Regions from separate parts of the Homo sapiens genome. Here region 2 is linked to region 1. Evidence: chromatin loops called from intact Hi-C (ENCODE). Cell type or tissue: IMR-90. All regions are shown on one strand. Links, peaks and the distances in the headings refer to the core of each region. The heading gives the core; the rest is flanking DNA. Region 1 overlaps RNLS (renalase, FAD dependent amine oxidase). Region 2 overlaps PTEN (phosphatase and tensin homolog).

The links. Hi-C counts contacts between places; a loop is a spot of excess contacts. Peaks named below come from ENCODE experiments on the same cell type or tissue, not always from the same donor. Only the 100,000 strongest peaks of a DNase experiment are listed, where the experiment ranks them.
Region 2: it touches region 1 in a loop (3-fold over the local background); 5 of 110 quality-filtered maps call a loop at or near these places.

The regions. Positions count from the first base shown.
Region 1 is chr10:88,548,854-88,557,985 of GRCh38, forward strand. All of the region lies in intron 4 of RNLS (renalase, FAD dependent amine oxidase), which reads right to left. Among named protein-coding and RNA genes, the nearest start is that of RNLS, 30 kb to the right of the region's middle. In IMR-90, for the core only: a CTCF peak has its summit at 4,517; a DNase peak (open chromatin) is centred at 4,518.
Region 2 is chr10:87,970,326-87,979,457 of GRCh38, forward strand. PTEN (phosphatase and tensin homolog) reads left to right here. Exons shown (of 9, transcript NM_000314.8): 9 at 1-1,605. Among named protein-coding and RNA genes, the nearest start is that of PTEN, 110 kb to the left of the region's middle. In IMR-90, for the core only: no CTCF peak of the experiment used is centred there; a DNase peak (open chromatin) is centred at 3,576.

The DNA of each region.
Region 1 (9,132 bases), core at 678-8,677:
ACAAAACTGTCACATTATAACAGTATCAACATGAATTTAGATATGCTGACACAGAGGCATTAATAAGGAGAGTGGGCTGATACACATGGATTTATAGCATAACAGCTTAGGTAATGTCTCTTATTTCACATTTGGTGGAGTGATACTGGCAGGACTGAATGGATAGAAAGTAACAGATGGTATTCAATGTGAAAAATCCCTTTGAATGCCTCAAGGACTATTGGGTCACAGGAACAAGCTACAGCTTTTGTCATATAGTTGTAGTGCTATACTGTCTCATCTCCTAAAACTTGGTTCCACATTTCAAAATACAAAAATTTTGCCAATACATGTAAAAATATTATTTTTAAAATGTCCAATTTGCTTCCTATTTTTAATTCTTTCATAAAGTAAACTACAAAAAGTAAAACTAAAAAAAAAATATTTTATGGTGGCTCATGCCTGCAATTCTAGCACTTTGGGAGGCCAAGGAAGGGGGATCACTTGAGGCCAAGAGTTTGAGACCTGCCTGGGCAACACAGCAAAACCCTGTCCCTACAAAAAATTAAAAAAAAAAAAAACAAGTTGTCAGGCGTGGTGGTATGCACCTATAGTCCCAGCTACTCGGGAGGCTGAAGCAGGAGGATCAATTAAGCCCAGGGGTTCAGGGCCCCAGTGAGCTATGATTGTGCTACTACACTCTAGCTTGGGTGACACAGTAAGACCCTGTTTCTAAAAATAAATAAATAAATTCTTTTCTAGATGAGATGAATAGAACACGGTAAAAAAGCAGTGTCAGGGAGATGAATTTAAAGTAGAAGAATGCCACACTAGAGTAAAACTATAAAGCCAGTATTACAGCCGACTGATCAGTTAATTTACACTATCAGCAAATGCTTGGTGCTAAAAGAAATCTGCAACATCATTTATCCTAGTCCTCTGAGTTATAGTTAAGGAGGTTGAGGCCCAGAAAAAGAAGTTGTTTAATTTGTTATATATTCACAAATTGAAATCTGTTTTTTAAAACTTCTCCATGTATAAAATATTATTAGATTTAAAACAACTAATGTTGAAATGTATTGCTCCACTTAATACTAAACTCATGATTTGCTTCACAGAATGTACAAATAACTAAAATCCCATTCCTCTTCCAAGACAACACCCACACTCACACATACACATACAATCTCTAAAGTTTTGGGGGGTTGTTGCTATGTTTTCTTGTTACTTTATGTATGCCTTTTTAAAACAAACCAGGAGAAAAGTCCTATCCAAATTTCTACTATATTTCATTCAGTAGTTTTATTGTGTAAATAAAACTGCTTACCAGAAATAAAGATTATTTATGTTTATAAAACTTCAAAGAATCATTCTGCTAGACATTAAAGATATTATAGTTTACTTTTCTTAATGAAAGGTCAGTGAAGGGACAGGATAAAAGGAATTTGTTTTCCTTTGGTAACTGATTTTTTTTCCTTCAATGTAACTTATGTAGATATTAGGTGATGGAATAGTTGAGGCCACAGAAGAGTACAAATTGAGGGAATCTAATTTTCTCCTATTTGTCTGCAATATTTAATCAAGTACAACGGGGATTTTGTCATTCAATTAATAATTCATTCATTTAAGAAATATTTACTTGGGGAAGTACAAAGTGGTAGAGATAGAGAAAGACTCAAGAAACTCAAATTCAGTGGTTGAAAAAGACAAATAAACTAACCATTTTTTAAAATCCAATTGGATCCTGGTTTGAATATAAGCCTTTTTGTTTCCTCCCCCAAAATCTAATGTATTCAGCAAAGGTGTAAATGTGTTAACTAAGGTGTTTATAAACAACAATAAAATATTTCTCTCTCACTCACCCACATTAACATTTTATAAACACATTTTCTGATATCTACATCCTATGAATTTGTGTTTAACTAATTCACACTTCAAACAGCAATTACACACACACATATGCCTGCCTCTTCAGAGAATCATTTTAGATTGGATTTAGATTGAGAAGGGATCTTAGAGATCTAGGGTTCAATGGTCTCATTTTACAGAGGAGAAAGATGAAGTCCAGATAGATTGGCATTTGCCCGAGGTAACCATTTAGAGGCTGATATTTAGGATTCTATATAGAACTATAATTATTCTGATTCAATTTTATAGTTTGTTCAGTTTTTCCAAAGAAAATACACACCCGCAAATTCCCCTTTCTCAAATCAGGAACTCTTGCTATATTAAACCCAGAAGGCATGGCTCATCAAGTGAACCACATGGATCAGCTGTCCACCTCCTTAACTGCGCCGTCTCTTCTTCGTGCCTGATGTCCCCAGGCCACCCAGGCCAAGATATAGAAGAAAAGCCAAAAAACTACTTTACTGAAGCCAGCATAGGTTTTCAAAATTTGCCTCATATGTCTAAAGTTAAAATATCAAAACAAACCTCTTATTAAAAATCAAAATGGTCAATTTTATCTAAAATTTTTTAATATTTTCAAAAGTCTAAAGAAAGAAACCACTGCTTCCCCCTTTAAAAAGAATTCTGCTTTCAGCTGATACAGAAAAATCAACTAATGTGGATGGCAAGATCTGAGAACTATTTAGGGAACTTCGGCCTGTCCATGGACTAATAGTCACACTTATTTATGAAAATGCGTATTTCTGTATTTTTAACTTGTTAATGACATCATTGGGCATATGGATTTGAATTGGTGCTCAAGTGAAAACTTCTACTGCTCCTACTTTGGAGTTTGTGCTCAAATGAAAACATCTAGTGCTTGTGATCATAATACACATGAATTTTTCAAAAAATCTTTAAAATATTTTAGAATTGGAAGAGACTGGAGAAAATGACTGGTTGCAAAAAAAAAAAGAAGAAGAACACAAGCTTTGTAGTCAGTATTTTGGCTCTTCTGGTGGGTAGTTTTGCAGGGTTAGAAGGTCACTTTTATCTCTCCCATCTTGCTCTATATGGTGGGGATAATAACAACGCTGGGTTGTTTTAAGAATTGTTACCAACCAGTAAAATATCTAGCACATAATGGGTACTCATAAGTTGGAGCTATTGTTATTTACTCTAGTTCTAAATTCCCATCTGACGATGTGTTTGAAGAAAGTGCAGCAGCAAGGGAATGAAAACGAACTAAAGTTTGTTTCTTAGCAATTGAGTGCCAGGCACATAACGAACACAAGTCAAATGGCAGCAGCAGTTTCTTTCATTGACCACTTAGCATATGCCAGCAATTTACTAGATGCTTTAACACATTATCTTATTTATTAATCTTCCCAAATGCCCTCATGAGGTAGGACTTATCACTTCATTACACAGAAGAGGAATCAGAGACTCAGAGAGATCAAGTAACTGTCCCCAAGGTCACACAGCTAACAAGCAGCAGAGCCAGAACTGGTAAGAAAGGCAGAAGAAATGAGCAGAGGCTGCCCTAAAGCCAACCTGTAAACAAAGCAGGGAAGCTCAGAAGCAACTAGAAGATAAGTGCAACAGACATGTCTTCCCACTGTGAGCTCCTTAAGAACTAGGCTAGGTCTCATTAAAGGATGGAAGCCCAGACTCTGGGACAATTCCAGGAACACAGTGAGTGCTGAACAGATGTATGTGTATTATAATAAATTGGAATGCAATAAGCATTTGGGCAATAAGGAATCACATTTGCTCTAAGCAAAGTGTTTGCGATAACAGCAAATGTAAAAGGTAGAAGAGTAGTAAGGATATTCATGCTTAAGGACAACAGTTACTGATTAAAATATTTTATAAATCTATTGTCTGATAATGACAATTGTGTTCACAGATTTTTCCTCAATTATATTATTATATAAAGATTTCAATCACTGAGTGCTATCATCTTAAAATGTGAAGGACTATGATGAGGATACATACACACTATACACACAGACACACATATACACACACATATATAGGGAATAGCTTAAAATGTATTCTATTGTATATGCTATATGGAAAAAATCTACATGAAAGAAAATTCTCTATGAACGTTGTAAAAATAACCCAACAGCTTAGTTTTCTTTCATTCAAATAATACCTATGACTTAAAGTCATGATAAAAATCAATTCACAATTTATTAAGTTAGATATGTGCAACTACATTTATACAAATAAAACCTCGGTAATTTGATAGCTTACTATTTTAGGGGGAATAGGGACTATTATGAAAACAAAGAGAACCTTAGTCTATCAGAATTTTCAAAAAGACAAACAAAAACATGGGTCAAACTAAAATTCTCCATAGGAACAACCTACATACAGACACATCCAGTGACTAAATTGTGTTTATGTATTTCTTAAGCAATGGATGGAGTTCATTTTGACAATTTGTTTACTAAGAATTGCACCAGAAAACTGCCTATTCATTTTCTTTCTGTTTGGCAAACAAAGCATGACACATAGCAATATAAAAGAAAAATATAATCCTGGGATGCATTTGCAATCATCACAGAGAACTGCCCTAAATTGTCTTAAGCCTGTGGCATTGGCTTTCAGAAGAACATTTAAACACTGCCACATGCTGTTCATCTGTGTGTCCTGCAGTCTGAGAGTTCCAGGTCCCCACTTGGCCTCAATAGAAGGTTGAATCACAAGTACTGTCAGGCTTATAAAGCTCTTAACTTCTCAAAACCACCAAATGGTCTTGAAAAAGAGAAGTATAACAATCTTAAGAATCTAATGGTAATCTCTCATTAAGATTTTATATAGTACACAATTGTAGTCATGACAAAGCACAGTCTCCATGAGCACACTGCTTCCTAGTAAAGGAGCAGAGACCCTACCATTAAGATTTTATATATAATGCACTAAATTTACTAATGTGTTTGAATTTTTTCTTTTATGAATTTCGTAACATTCCGTCTTTATTAATGCTAATTCTACATTGTACCACATAGAAGCCTGGTTCTTTAAATATATTAGTTCAAGTCTACCTCTATGTACGCTAAAGAAACATATACCCACCTCGTCTAAAAACTAGAAAAACATCCAGATGCCTATAATATACTTCAAGGTAGAAATCATGCTTTATTCAGTTTTGTCTTTTCTGTGACTGGTAAGAGAAGAGATCCTAAGAAAATATTTATTGAAAAAATAAATGGATACATAAATGTTTTAAGCAGAGTTCACAATTTCTAAAGAATGAACACCACATCCTGAAAGAAACTACCATTTACTTTTAGTTTCCTTTTTTTATAAAAATATATATGGAAAGATTCAAAATTAGTTGTCAGTTTTACATACTTCGCCCACAATGAGCAACATCACCAACCAAAAGAAAAAAGGCACTGAATCATTGTTGAAATCATTGTTGATTTTAATTAGTTTGATCCAAAAAAAAAAAGCTGAACTTGGGCATGTTATTCTATGTTCTTATTTGAAGTCCTTAATTTTAACATTTGTTGTATAAAACATTCCAATTGAAAACATATAAATAGTAAATGGAAAAAATCTTACATGTATGCAGCGTAAATAGCATTAACTAACTTTTTGATTCATTTATTCATTCACTCAAATATTTAAAGTATGTAATGTGCTTAGAGAAGATCAAGTCGTGGAGGGGAAAAATATTGACTGATTGCAGTTTAAACTTATGATCACTAATTTGAATTGAGTCTTAGTGCTGCCTAGCTATCCTACTATATTCTACTCAATTCACCCCCACTACATGACCACAGAACACTTCCCCTCTCTCTACAAATCTTCAACGTCTTCAGCCCCTCTTCAATCTCAGCTGATGATCTTGCTTCTTGTTTCTCTGGGAAAACAAATCAAGCAGAAGAGGACTTCCACAGGCCCTCACCTCCAAAAGTATCATCTATCTGTGTTGATGTGCTCTGCCCTCCTTTGTGTATTATTTTGGGAGAACTGTCTGGTTCCCATCTGAGGCCCATCCTCTGTCTCTTATTCAAGACCATGACTTCTGTAACTGTTCAATCTTGCTCCTACATAATCAATTTTCCCCTTTCTACTAGATTGTTTCCATCAGCACCTAAACATATTATAATGTATCCTATCTTAAAAATACAATACAATACAATAAAAACTTGATCCAACCTCATCTTCTAACAGCCTAATTATTTGCCCTGCTTCACAGAAAAGCTCATCTAAAAAATTGTCTATTCCGTGCCATTCTCAATAGGAGTGATATCACTCCAGAAGGTCAAAAATTAATTCTTTCAGGCAAAAATTACTTGCTCTTTGTATATGTAAGGCATAGATATATATATACAATACATAACAAAAGTATACCTGTGATACTGGAATTTCATGGAGAGGGGAGGATTAGAAAAAAATGTCTAAGAAAGCTCTTTAAGGAGGTGATCATGAAAAAGTGAGAAACACTGGTCTAAACACACTGTCTCGGTGTCCTCCCTTCCCATTTGTTTCTTGAGCCTTCTCCAATCTGGCTTTCATTCCCAGCATACCATACAAACTGCTATTGTCAATGTCACCTTTATCCTCTGACATGATTTCAGTGTTTGTCTCCTCCAAATGTCATGTTGAAATGTGATCCTCGGTGTTGAAGGTGGGCCTAGTGGGAGGTGTTTGGTCATGGGGGCGGATCTCTCATGAGTGCCTTGGTGCCTTCCCTATGTAATGAGCTCACATGACAGCTGGTTGTTTAAAAGAACCTGGCATCTCTCTCTTGTTCCCTCTCTCCTCATGTGATGCTCCAGTTCCCCCTTCACGCTTCACCATGACTAAAAGCTTCCTGAAGCCTCACCAGAAGCTGAGCAGCTGCTGGTGCCATGCTTGTATAGCCCGCAGAACTGTTAGCCAAAATATATCTCTTCCAGCTTCAAGTATTTCTTTACAGCAACGTGAAATGGACTGACACACCCTCCACATTGCGAAATCCAATGGGCAACTCTTAGATGAAACTATAGTCAGTATTTGGTACAGCTGATGACTTCCTCCTTCTTCAAACACTTTCTTGGCCTATGGGACAACATACATGTTTGGTTTTCCCCCTCACTCACTGGCATCTCCCTCTCAGTCTTTCTTGGGGTTCCTCTTAATCTTCTAGTTTCCAAACATTGCAGTTTCTCTGGGTTCAATCTTGGACCTCATCCAGTTCCATGGCTTTAAATACTATTTCTCTACTGATGATTTTCAAATATATCTCTCCAGCTCAGACATTGCTCCTGAAACCTTCTATATTCAACTGCATAAGTATTCCCACTTGAATCTCTATTAAGCAACTCAAACCCAATCCAAGACCAAATTTCTCTTCTTGATTCCCAGTTCACTACCTGCCTCACAAACCTACTTCTCCCTCAGTTTTCTCCCTTTGGTAGAAGACAACTCTGTTTTTGCAATTATTCAATCCCAAAACAGTGATTTCACTCTGGAAACCACTGTCACAGTCCATATCTATACATCAGCAAATCCTGGCAGCCATACTTTTGAAATCAAGTGTCTGTAGCAACCTGAACCCTTTAGAATTGATGCAAAAATGAGGGATCCTTGTACATCTGGATTGCACCTACTGCTCAATGTACCACCAGTATTGCTGTAGTCCATGCCACCATCATTTCTGGTCTCTGCATTGACAACATCAGTTCATCTGGTCATCTCAGCCCTCTTACAGTCTAACTTCCAAAACAACAGCAAGGTAAATTCATAATCCCTAAATCTAAGTCACATAAGGTCTTTCCTGAAATGGCTTCCCATCTGATGGAGAGTAAAATCCAATGTCTCTATCACAGTTCACAAAGCCCTATTTAATTGAGCCTCCTGCTTCCTCTCTGCTCTCATCTTCTGCCACTGTCCCTTTCATATACACTGCATGACAGCCACACTGGCTGCCTTATAAAACTTCTCACTGCTTGGGGCCTTCCTACTTGTTCCAAGGAACTTCTATTTGGATATCCCTCCAGAGATTCTCTTGGTTTACACTTTCACTACCTTCAGGTGTCTACTGTTTAAAAATCACCTTGTCACAGACCTGCTCACACTATATACAAGAGTATTCCTTGTCATTTTCTATTTCTCCTATCTTGTTTTCTCTTCCCTCAGCATGTACCATCATTTCACATAGATATTCACTTATTTTTCCTCCACCCCCTGGATCAAATACTATACAATATTATGCCTCCTTCCACTAGAATAGAAGTTCCTTGGAGCTTTTAATGTTTGGTTCACTGCTGTACCCAGGGTGTCTAGAACAGTGTCTAGCACATAGTAGATGTTCAATATCTGTAAAATGAAAAAAAAATGAATTTGACATCTTAATAAAAGATGACAAGTGCCATTTAAAAATAAAACTGAATTTTAATTTCTCTTCTTGGAGTAAAATCTCATATTTTCATATGCATTTGGCAAGTAAAATTATAAGATGCAAAAAGTATCTAAAAAGTCACAGAAATAGAAAGCAAATTCTGCTTCAGATATGATGATTTCCTTTGGCTATTTCATGTAGCAAATTTTAGGAGAGATCAACATTTAAATATCTTACTCAAACCAACAGAGACTTCTAGACTAGTAAATACTACAAAAGTGTTCTGTGCTGGCTACTCAAATACATTTTAGATTTTCTCTCATTATTTTCTAGACATAAACATTCAAGTCAGAATGAAAAAATGTCAGACTTTGGAAACAGGACTTCAGAAGAATGACGGTCAGAAATGTCCAGTCAGTGTATAAACAAGTCTCATAAATCTGAGGCAATATAATACAAAACTACTTATATAAGATACATTTGTGAAGAAAAAAAACAAATTTGGACTAAAGCTTATCCAGTGAAGAATGCCAGTATTCCTCCCATTCTTTTTTTTATCCTTCCCTTCCTCTCTTTTCACTAATATTTAGAATTCCCTACTTTAAAATTAGTAGTTGATTGTGGTAATACTTTCTTATTTGGATTTAGCACATTATATTTGAATCTTCAGAGATTTCTGCCAGAAAGCTAAAATCTTACTTCTCAAATTTCTTCTCTTTTGAAAATGCCTTTGCCAGCTCAGATGGGGAAAAGTTTAATTCAATTCAGTTGATGACTCAGTTGGTGATAATGACGCAATTCCATAAATTATAGCTCTCTGCTCTTTCATCTCATCCCCATCTCTAGTATGGACATTTCCTTTTAAAGCTTTTCTGTTATCGAAGAACTCTAAATGAAAAATAGGGCTCCAAGTTCTAAAA
Region 2 (9,132 bases), core at 550-8,549, 580 kb before region 1:
AATAATCACTCATAATCCTATCACCTGGAGACATAGCCATCGTTAATATGTTAGTGACTATACAATCATGTTTTCTTCTGTATATCCATGTATATTCTTTAAAAATGAAATTTATACTGTACCTGATCTCAAAGCTTTTTAGCTTAGTATATCTGTCATGAATTTGTAGGATGTTCCATTGCATCAGAAAACGGACAGTGATTTGATTACTTTCTAATGCCACAGATGCAGATTACATGTAGTTATTGAGAATCCTTTCGAATTCAGTGGCTTAATCATGAATGTCTAAATATTGTTGACATTAGGATGATACATGTAAATTAAAGTTACATTTGTTTAGCATAGACAAGCTTAACATTGTAGATGTTTCTCTTCAAAAATCATCTTAAACATTTGCATTTGGAATTGTGTTAAATAGAATGTGTGAAACACTGTATTAGTAAACTTCATCACCTTTCTACTTCCTTATAGTTTGAACTTTTCAGTTTTTGTAGTTCCCAAACAGTTGCTCAATTTAGAGCAAATTAATTTAACACCTGCCAAAAAAAGGCTGCTGTTGGCTTATCAGTTGTCTTTAAATTCAAATGCTCATGTGACTTTTATCACATCAAAAAATATTTCATTAATGATTCACCTTTAGCTCTGAAAATTACCGCGTTTAGTAATTATAGTGGGCTTATAAAAACATGCAACTCTTTTTGATAGTTATTTGAGAATTTTGGTGAAAAATATTTAGCTGAGGGCAGTATAGAACTTATAAACCAATATATTGATATTTTTAAAACATTTTTACATATAAGTAAACTGCCATCTTTGAGCATAACTACATTTAAAAATAAAGCTGCATATTTTTAAATCAAGTGTTTAACAAGAATTTATATTTTTTATTTTTTAAAATTAAAAATAATTTATATTTCCTCTGTTGCATGAGGATTCTCATCTGTGCTTATAATGGTTAGAGATTTTATTTGTGTGGAATGAAGTGAGGCTTGTAGTCATGGTTCTAGTGTTTCAGTTTGCCAAGTCTGTTTACTGCAGTGAAATTCATCAAATGTTTCAGTGTGGTTTTCTGTAGCCTATCATTTACTGGCTATTTTTTTATGTACACCTTTAGGATTTTCTGCCTACTCTATCCAGTTGTCCAAATGATATCCTACATTTTACAAATGCCCTTTCAGTTTCTATTTTCTTTTTCCATTAAATTGCCCTCATGTCCTAATGTGCAGTTTGTAAGTGTGTGTGTGTGTGTCTGTGTGTGTGTGAATTTGATTTTCAAGAGTGCTAGACTTCCAATTTGAGAGATTAAATAATTTAATTCAGGCAAACATTTTTCATTGGAATTTCACAGTTCATTGTAATGAAAATGTTAATCCTGGATGACCTTTGACATACAGTAATGAATCTTGGATATTAATGAATTTGTTAGTAGCATCTTGATGTGTGTTTTAATGAGTTATTTTCAAAGTTGTGCATTAAACCAAAGTTGGCATACTGGAAGTGTTTATATCAAGTTCCATTTGGCTACTGATGGACAAAAAATAGAAATGCCTTCCTATGGAGAGTATTTTTCCTTTAAAAAATTAAAAAGGTTAATTATTTTGACTATTCGGTTTTAAACTTTTTATTCAACAAATACCAAGTCCCTGCTGTATATATGGGTTTGGAATACATTAGTGATCAAAACACACCCTCTATCCCTGCCCTTGAAGAGTTTACACTCCAGTAGAGGAAACAGAATTTACATTAACAATTATAAATTGTGATACATGCTGTGGAAAGTGAGGTGCATGTGATAATGGTTATCAAACATTATGCTCCCCAAAATTTCCATCACCTTGCAGTTGAATGAGGCCTATGTAACTAGTTTATTCTAATGTAATACAGAAAGTAGTGTGACACTCCACTTTCTGTAAAGGCAATGAAAAAAATTTACCATCCAGTTTCTCTCTTCCCCTACTGCTGTGATTAAGGATTTTGCATGTTCTAGATGGTGCAGCTTTGTCAGCCTGGGTCTTGAGTGATACTGGAGCAGAACTCCCTCAAATTGTTCCTTCTGCCACGCTAAACTTGTTAGATATTAGCATAAATAAGAAATAAACCATTTAGACTGATACTTTGGGACAATTTTTTATCACAGTGTAAGTTATATCCTGACTAAAACAGTGCTTTGGAAAGATCAGGGAAGGGTTTCTTGAGCTACAAAAGGGAGTTAAGAATGAAGCAAAATGAAATATGGCATCTTTAAATGACATGATGCAATAAACTCTAAATTGCAAGTTATTCAATAGTTACTGAGCACCAGATATGTGTCAGACACTGTTCTAGATGCTTGGGATACAAGTGGGTGAACAGCAGGACCTTGCCTTCATGGAGCTTACATTCTAGCAAGGGAAAATAGTCAACATACTATATGTAAGGTAATGCGTGCTATAGCAGAAATGAAAGGTAAGGGAGCTCAGGATTGCTGGGTGGAGAGATTTCAGTGTTGAATGGTGTAGTCCAGAACAGGCCTCACTGGGAAGGTAAGATTTGAAGACTGCTGACTAACAGTGGCATTGGGATTTTCCTTCATTCTTTCAACCAGCGAGATGCACTCAGAACCCTCTATACAATTTTATTCTCACTTTATACAACTCTGTACATTAGTTCTGAGTTTTTAAGATGATTGTTGGCATATCTAGGGAGAATTTTTAGGAATACCACCCAAAATAGTCGCAATGTTCTAAAACCATTTTGTTTTCTAAATTGGTTTGGCAAACTCTATACAAACAGTCTGTTCCTTTTCATTCTCCAAGTTGAGTTTTTAAATTTAAATTATACTCTTTGTGCATTTTGACAATACTTACCTCTTTTCAGAAGACATTAAAGTTCTGTTATGGCCTTAAAACATTTCTGTAAAGCTGAAAGGAAATATCATTTATGATTTATTGATGGGAAACAGTTACAAATTTTGAGTTACTTGACAAACAGAAGGGATGAAATTTATGGCCTAGTGTTGTGTTTTCATTCTTAACCCATAAGCAAAAATCTCTGGAAAAGTACCAATATCTAGTAAAAGAAATATTTTTTCACAAAAAGTATTTTCTATTTTCCCCTCACCTCTTACCTCGTCTCACCTCAAAGTTCAAGAAGCTTAACTTTGTGATCAAAGGAAAATAGTATAATTGAATATTTGATACTATAGAAATTTGCAACTGTATAAGGGCATTATTAACCTTTTGCTAGTGATCAGTTTCCTATCAGGGCAGCCACATAAAATTAGGCATGACACTTTAAAAGAAAATGTTGACTCTTAACTTTTCCTCCTCTAATGCTTAATTTTAAAATAGATTTAAGCAACTTTAAAGACATTTTCCTGAGCAACTGCATTTTGTTTTCATTCTGAATTTAATGAGACTCTTTTTTTCTTTAACATTTTACTTTGCTTTAGAAAGGATTTAAGGCAGGTGAATGTGTTTCCCAGTGTGAGAAAAATTGTCATGTAAATTTAGAAAAAAGTATTGTATATGTCCCTTGATTTTGGCTTAAGAGTTAGAATTTACTTAGAATGTTTCCTGACCCAACCTCATTGGAATTTGAAAGTACATTCCAATAGTATTGTGAGCTGCTCCTTTAAACATTGGTAAGTAGGCTTCAAACTTAATTTTCAAGGAAATAAGCCATGCTTTTACTGTAGGGTTTATTAATCTGAAATACCTGAGAATGAAAATAGTTATATGCTCCTATCTAATAATATAAACAGTTAAATGTGACCTGTAAATATTGTGAAATTTAGCAAAAATATAACCTGTAAAAATAATCTCTAGTAAGCTAATATTCTCTCAGTAATAAAACCTAGAGAGCTAAAGTAGCCCAATTAACTGACATTAGAACAGATCGTGATATGTGGAAGAACTATTAGTGAATTATAGTCATGTTTATACTTCTCTTTTCAATTATAATCATGTCCTTGAGATCTCATTTTCCAGTCCTTATTACCTATAAGGAAGAGAAATATATGTAAATTTCACAAATGCATACGAAAATTACCAAACTTCTTAAGTGTTATTCGGTATTTCTGCAGAGATATCATTAACAGGAAAGCCCAATATTTTACATGGTTATCTTTAACAATGGAAGTACAGTGGTTGTTTAATTAATTAGCTAATACTTCATTTACTGTGTATAGTCATAATTCATAAGAATAATACATATGTCTTTTAGGATTATTAGTACTGTATATTAAATAAATGCTTGAAAGGGAAAATACCTTTTAGTGTTTGGTAAAAGAGTAGGCATAAGGTAAATTTTCCCTTCTGTTAGACTCAGCAGAACTATTCAATGTGTTTAGCTGTCCTTGGAGAAGACTGAGCCATTGTTGCTGTAAAAATCCAATAGGGTTAAAACAAAAATATCACTTTGAACATGATTTACTTGGCTAGGAGACACTTGAAGCTTTAAGCAACTCAAATCTTTCTCTAGAAAATTAAACACAATTCTACCTCAGAAAACTTGAAGACATTGACAATTCATAGGAATTCTGTGATAAGTCAGCTCACCTACCTAAAGACCAAAGTGAAGGCGCACAGCAAGAGAGGAAGCTGAAGTAAGGAGAGAAAAGAAAACAGAAGGAAAAGCATGGTAAGAGCCCAAATTAACTCTGACTACTGGGGGCTGCTACAGGGGATGGGAAGAGAATAGCATTGTTCTGAGCCCACAGTGTGTGTCATGCTGCAGTAGTCAGTTCACAGGCTTGACCCATCCTTCAATGATTTTATCTCATTTTATGCACAAAGACTGAAAGGGAACTTAAATCATCCAGGTGTCTCTCACAACTAGTAAATAGAGAAGTGGATTTGAACCCACAGCAGTCTTATTTCTACCATATTATGCATACTACCTCTTAAACAGAATCAAGTTTACAAAGCAAACAAAAAAGTCTGGCCAGGTTTGGTGTCTCACACCTGTAATCACAGCACTTTGGGAGGCTGAGACAGGAGGATTGCTTGAGCCCAGGAGTTCAAGACTAGCCTGAGGAACATAGCAAGACCTTGTCTCTACAAAAAAGTTAAAAAATTATCCAGGCATGGTGGTGCATGCATATAGTCCCAGATACTTGGGAGACCGAGCTGGGAGGATTGTTTGAGCCTGGGAGGTTGAGGCTACAGTGAGCCATGATCTGTGCCTTGCACTCCAGCCTGGGCGACGGGGTGAGACCTCATCTCTTGAAAACAAGTCTAAAACAACTCACAGGTAATGGAGTCATGACAAATTTTTTTTTTGTTTACTGACACAAGAAAAGCAAGCTAACACAAGGCATAAATCCTGCAAAATGAACAGCAAAGAAGATAAATATTTAACAATTGTTCAAGCTACAAATGAGAAAATTATGTATCTTGCAACATTCTTGACAGGTAAGATGATAAGATGTTGGTATATATTTTTATATCAAAACCCAGAATTACAGTTCTTTGATTTGCTAGTTTGGTATAAAATCCATTAAATAAACTTGTGCCTTATTTTTGCTTGAACTAGAATGCCCAGACTGTTTAAAGTGATTGGTTCTCAGTTAAATAGGCCAACCGGCCACCTAACAAGTATTTGTTGCATGCCTGCTGTGTCAAGTTGGAATACAATAGTGGAGAAGTGAGAAAAGGCCATAGATTTTACATTTTAGAGTGGGAAAACAGATTTTATACAGAGAGTTGAGCAAGTGTGATGGCTTGATGTAGGAACAAACTTGGTCACTTAGGAAAGCGTAAGAAGAGAAAGGCTAGAGCAGAGTAAGTGATGGGAGATTGATGTAAGATAAATTTTGGAGAAGTAGGCAGGAGAACTTCTGGTTTCAGCCAAGGTGGAATAAAACCACTAAATTCTGTCCCCTACTGATGACAACCATCAATAAACTTTTTCTACACTGTTTTATTCAAACTCATTAGTTTATCTTATTCTTTGAATAGATCTTTTACCCCGGCCTGATTTTGTGACATCATCGATGAGTCATTTGGAAAATACAGGTTCACTGAGTTTTGTAGATTTTCCAGTGTTGACACATTTCATTATGCAATGCAGAAAAACAAATCACATTTAAAAAAATATCACAACACTTTTTTAGAGCTGACAAGAATAGTCTTTAAATATTTGGAAGAAGGCAGATGATGAAAGAGAGTCAAAACTTGGAAAAGCAACCTATATTAGGGATGTTTCTTTTCTTCTATTGTCTTAACAGCTTCGCCCCAAGGGTGGGCCCCACTTGTGGAGCTGCACAACCACGGTGACTTGAGCAGCTCACACTGAGATAAATCAAGCTTTTTGGCCAGAGGAACCAGAAAAAGAGTCTCCTGTGGGCCAGTGGCCATGGAGTATGAGGGTGGGGGGAGGGTTGGGGAAATCCTGAAGACAAGAGAGCTGGAAAAGGGAATCCTCTAATTCTCAGTTTGAACTTCTACAAGTCCTGGGCTCACTCCTGAGCTTGCATGCACAGGACAGACCAAAGAAGCATAGCAAAGGCTTTGAAAATGAAACAGATTGGAATTATCACTCATAAATGATGAGACAAAACTTGCAGCCTGAGCCTAATCGAGTGGATTGCCTGAATCAATTGATCAATCAATCATCAATCAAACATTTTCAGAAAATTTTAACAGGACCCAGAGTCTATGCAACACAGTATCCAACATTACTTAACTAGGAAGAACCGGAAAAATGTGACAAATTCCCAGGGAAAAAGTCAATCAAGAGATGGTAACCACAAAATAACCCAGATGTTGGAATTATCAGATGTAAAAACAGCTATTGTAATTATGTTTCATGAGATAAAGATAAACACACTTGGAATGAATGGAAAGGCAGAAGTTCTCAGCAAGGACACAGAAATTATAAAAGGAACCATGTGGAAATTTTACAACTGAAAGGTACAATATCTGAAATAACATACTAGATGGGCAATAGAAGAATGGAAATGACAGAAGAGTCAGCAAACTTGAAGATAACTTTATAAATATCCAATTCTAATCATGGCTTTAGAGTCTTAAAGGTGGATGAAGCTTCGAAAAGTGAAATATATCTGATTGTAATAAGCCTCAGGGAGCCTGAATAAAATACTAATCCAAGTGTATCTATGTGGCTCCCACAGATACATTTGAAGAAGTTCCTGTTGTTTGTCAATTACATTAAGTAAAGGAATTAGCATTATCACAGGTCCAAACATGGTGATTATGAGAATTTGCTGTTACAGTGTTACACAGTCTTAATACGTCAAAACAGCCCAAGGTGATGTATGCATTGACAGAGTTTTCTGGTTGGGTCCATTAAGTGTATACCTGCAGTAAAAAGCAATTTAAAATTTAGCAAAGTCATCACTAGATCACTGACACACTCATCCTTAGAGACAGTACATGGTAATTGCTTCGCTCACCTGCTCATATTAACACTTTGATTCAGCCTAACCCTTCCGATTCAGCCTTTGCAACAGCACTGTTTCCAAATGTGACGTTATTACAGAGATGTCATACAAAAATTGACCTATCATGTAGGCACAATGCATGCTTTTCAATATTACAGCAGAAAAAAAAATGTGATATTTAATGCTGCTAGTGCCTAGGAATCTGGTATGAGAAAACATTAAGATGAGTTTGGAGGAAAACTGAGCTGGTATTATGTTTGGAGAAATGACTTCCTGATTCAGAAAGAGAATTTCAAGACTTTAGAATGCCTCCCATTGTTATATTAGAACCATATTACTTGTAAAAGGTAGTATAAATTTTTGTAATGGTGATAATTCTGGGTTTAATAGTTTAACAAGTTTTGCCATTTAATTCCCATAATATAGGAAGTACAATTATATCCATCTCATACACAAGGAGCTATGGTACAGAAAGGTTCAATAACTTGTTGAATATAGCAGATCTAGTAAATGGCAAAGTCAGGATTTAAATGTAGGTCAATTTGATTGCCAAGCCTGGGCCATTTACTACTGTGTTATATATGTTACTTCCTATAAAAACTTAACAAGAAGGTCTTTCATTTTCAAACCGAAATGGACAGAACACTGGTGTAAGCAGTGTTCTGAAGCTTTTGGTCTCAGGATTCCTTTACACTCTTAAAACTTACTGAGGATCTCAAAGGGCTTTTGTTATTGATATTTACTACATAAGAAATGAAAACTGAGACATCATCTGATTATTAAAAAAACAAGCTAATCACATGATAATATAAATAACATTGTAGCGAAAATAACCATGTATTCTAAAACAAAAATGTTAGTGATGAGGTGGTGTTTTGTTTTTTTCATTTTTCTGAATTTTTTTTTTTTTTTTTTTTTGAGACTGAGTCTTGCTCTGTCACCAGGCTGGAGCAGTGGTGCAATCTCGGTTCACTGCAACCTCCGCCTCCCGGGTTCAAGTGATTCTCCTGCCTCAGCCTCCCGAGTAGCTGGGATTACAGGTGTGTGCCACCATGTCCACCTAATTTTTGTAGTTTTTAGTAGAGATGAGGTTTCACCATATTGATCACGCTGGTCTCAAACTCCTGACAGGTGATCCACCCACCTCGGCCTCCCGAAGTGCTGGGATTACAGGCATGAGCCACCACCCCCAGCAGACATACTTCATTATACAGTGCAAAAAAAGTCACATTTTAAAAATATCACCACCGAGCTCACCAGGATAGTCTTTACATATTCGGAAGCTGTCAAGTTCATGGTAGCAGGTATAAGATTTTAAAAATACTAATTTTGGCTTAAAAGCTTGAATTTTATCACTTATAACCCACAGGGGTCATGGGCCACACTTTGAGGATCACTGGTGTTAGAGGTTTGGTTGGAGAGACGCAAGTAAGAGAACATTTCCCTAACATGCCCAAACACATTCCTTTTCAGAGTGCTGAAGGAATTTGAAAATGAGGTCTCAGAATTACCAGCAGTAATTCCTGATAAATTAAGAAAAATGGGAGAGAGTTCAGAGACAAAGACATGAGAAAAGATTGCCATAACTCTCCAGAAGGATGGATTCTGGGTAATGAAGGCCAGTATGTTTAACACTGATTCCCAGAAAAAGACTTTAATATATTCAGTAGCAGTTAGTTTAAGAACATTAGAAGATAATTCGGTGATTACCAGATGTCAATGAGGGCTAGGTAGGTCATTTCAAAGCC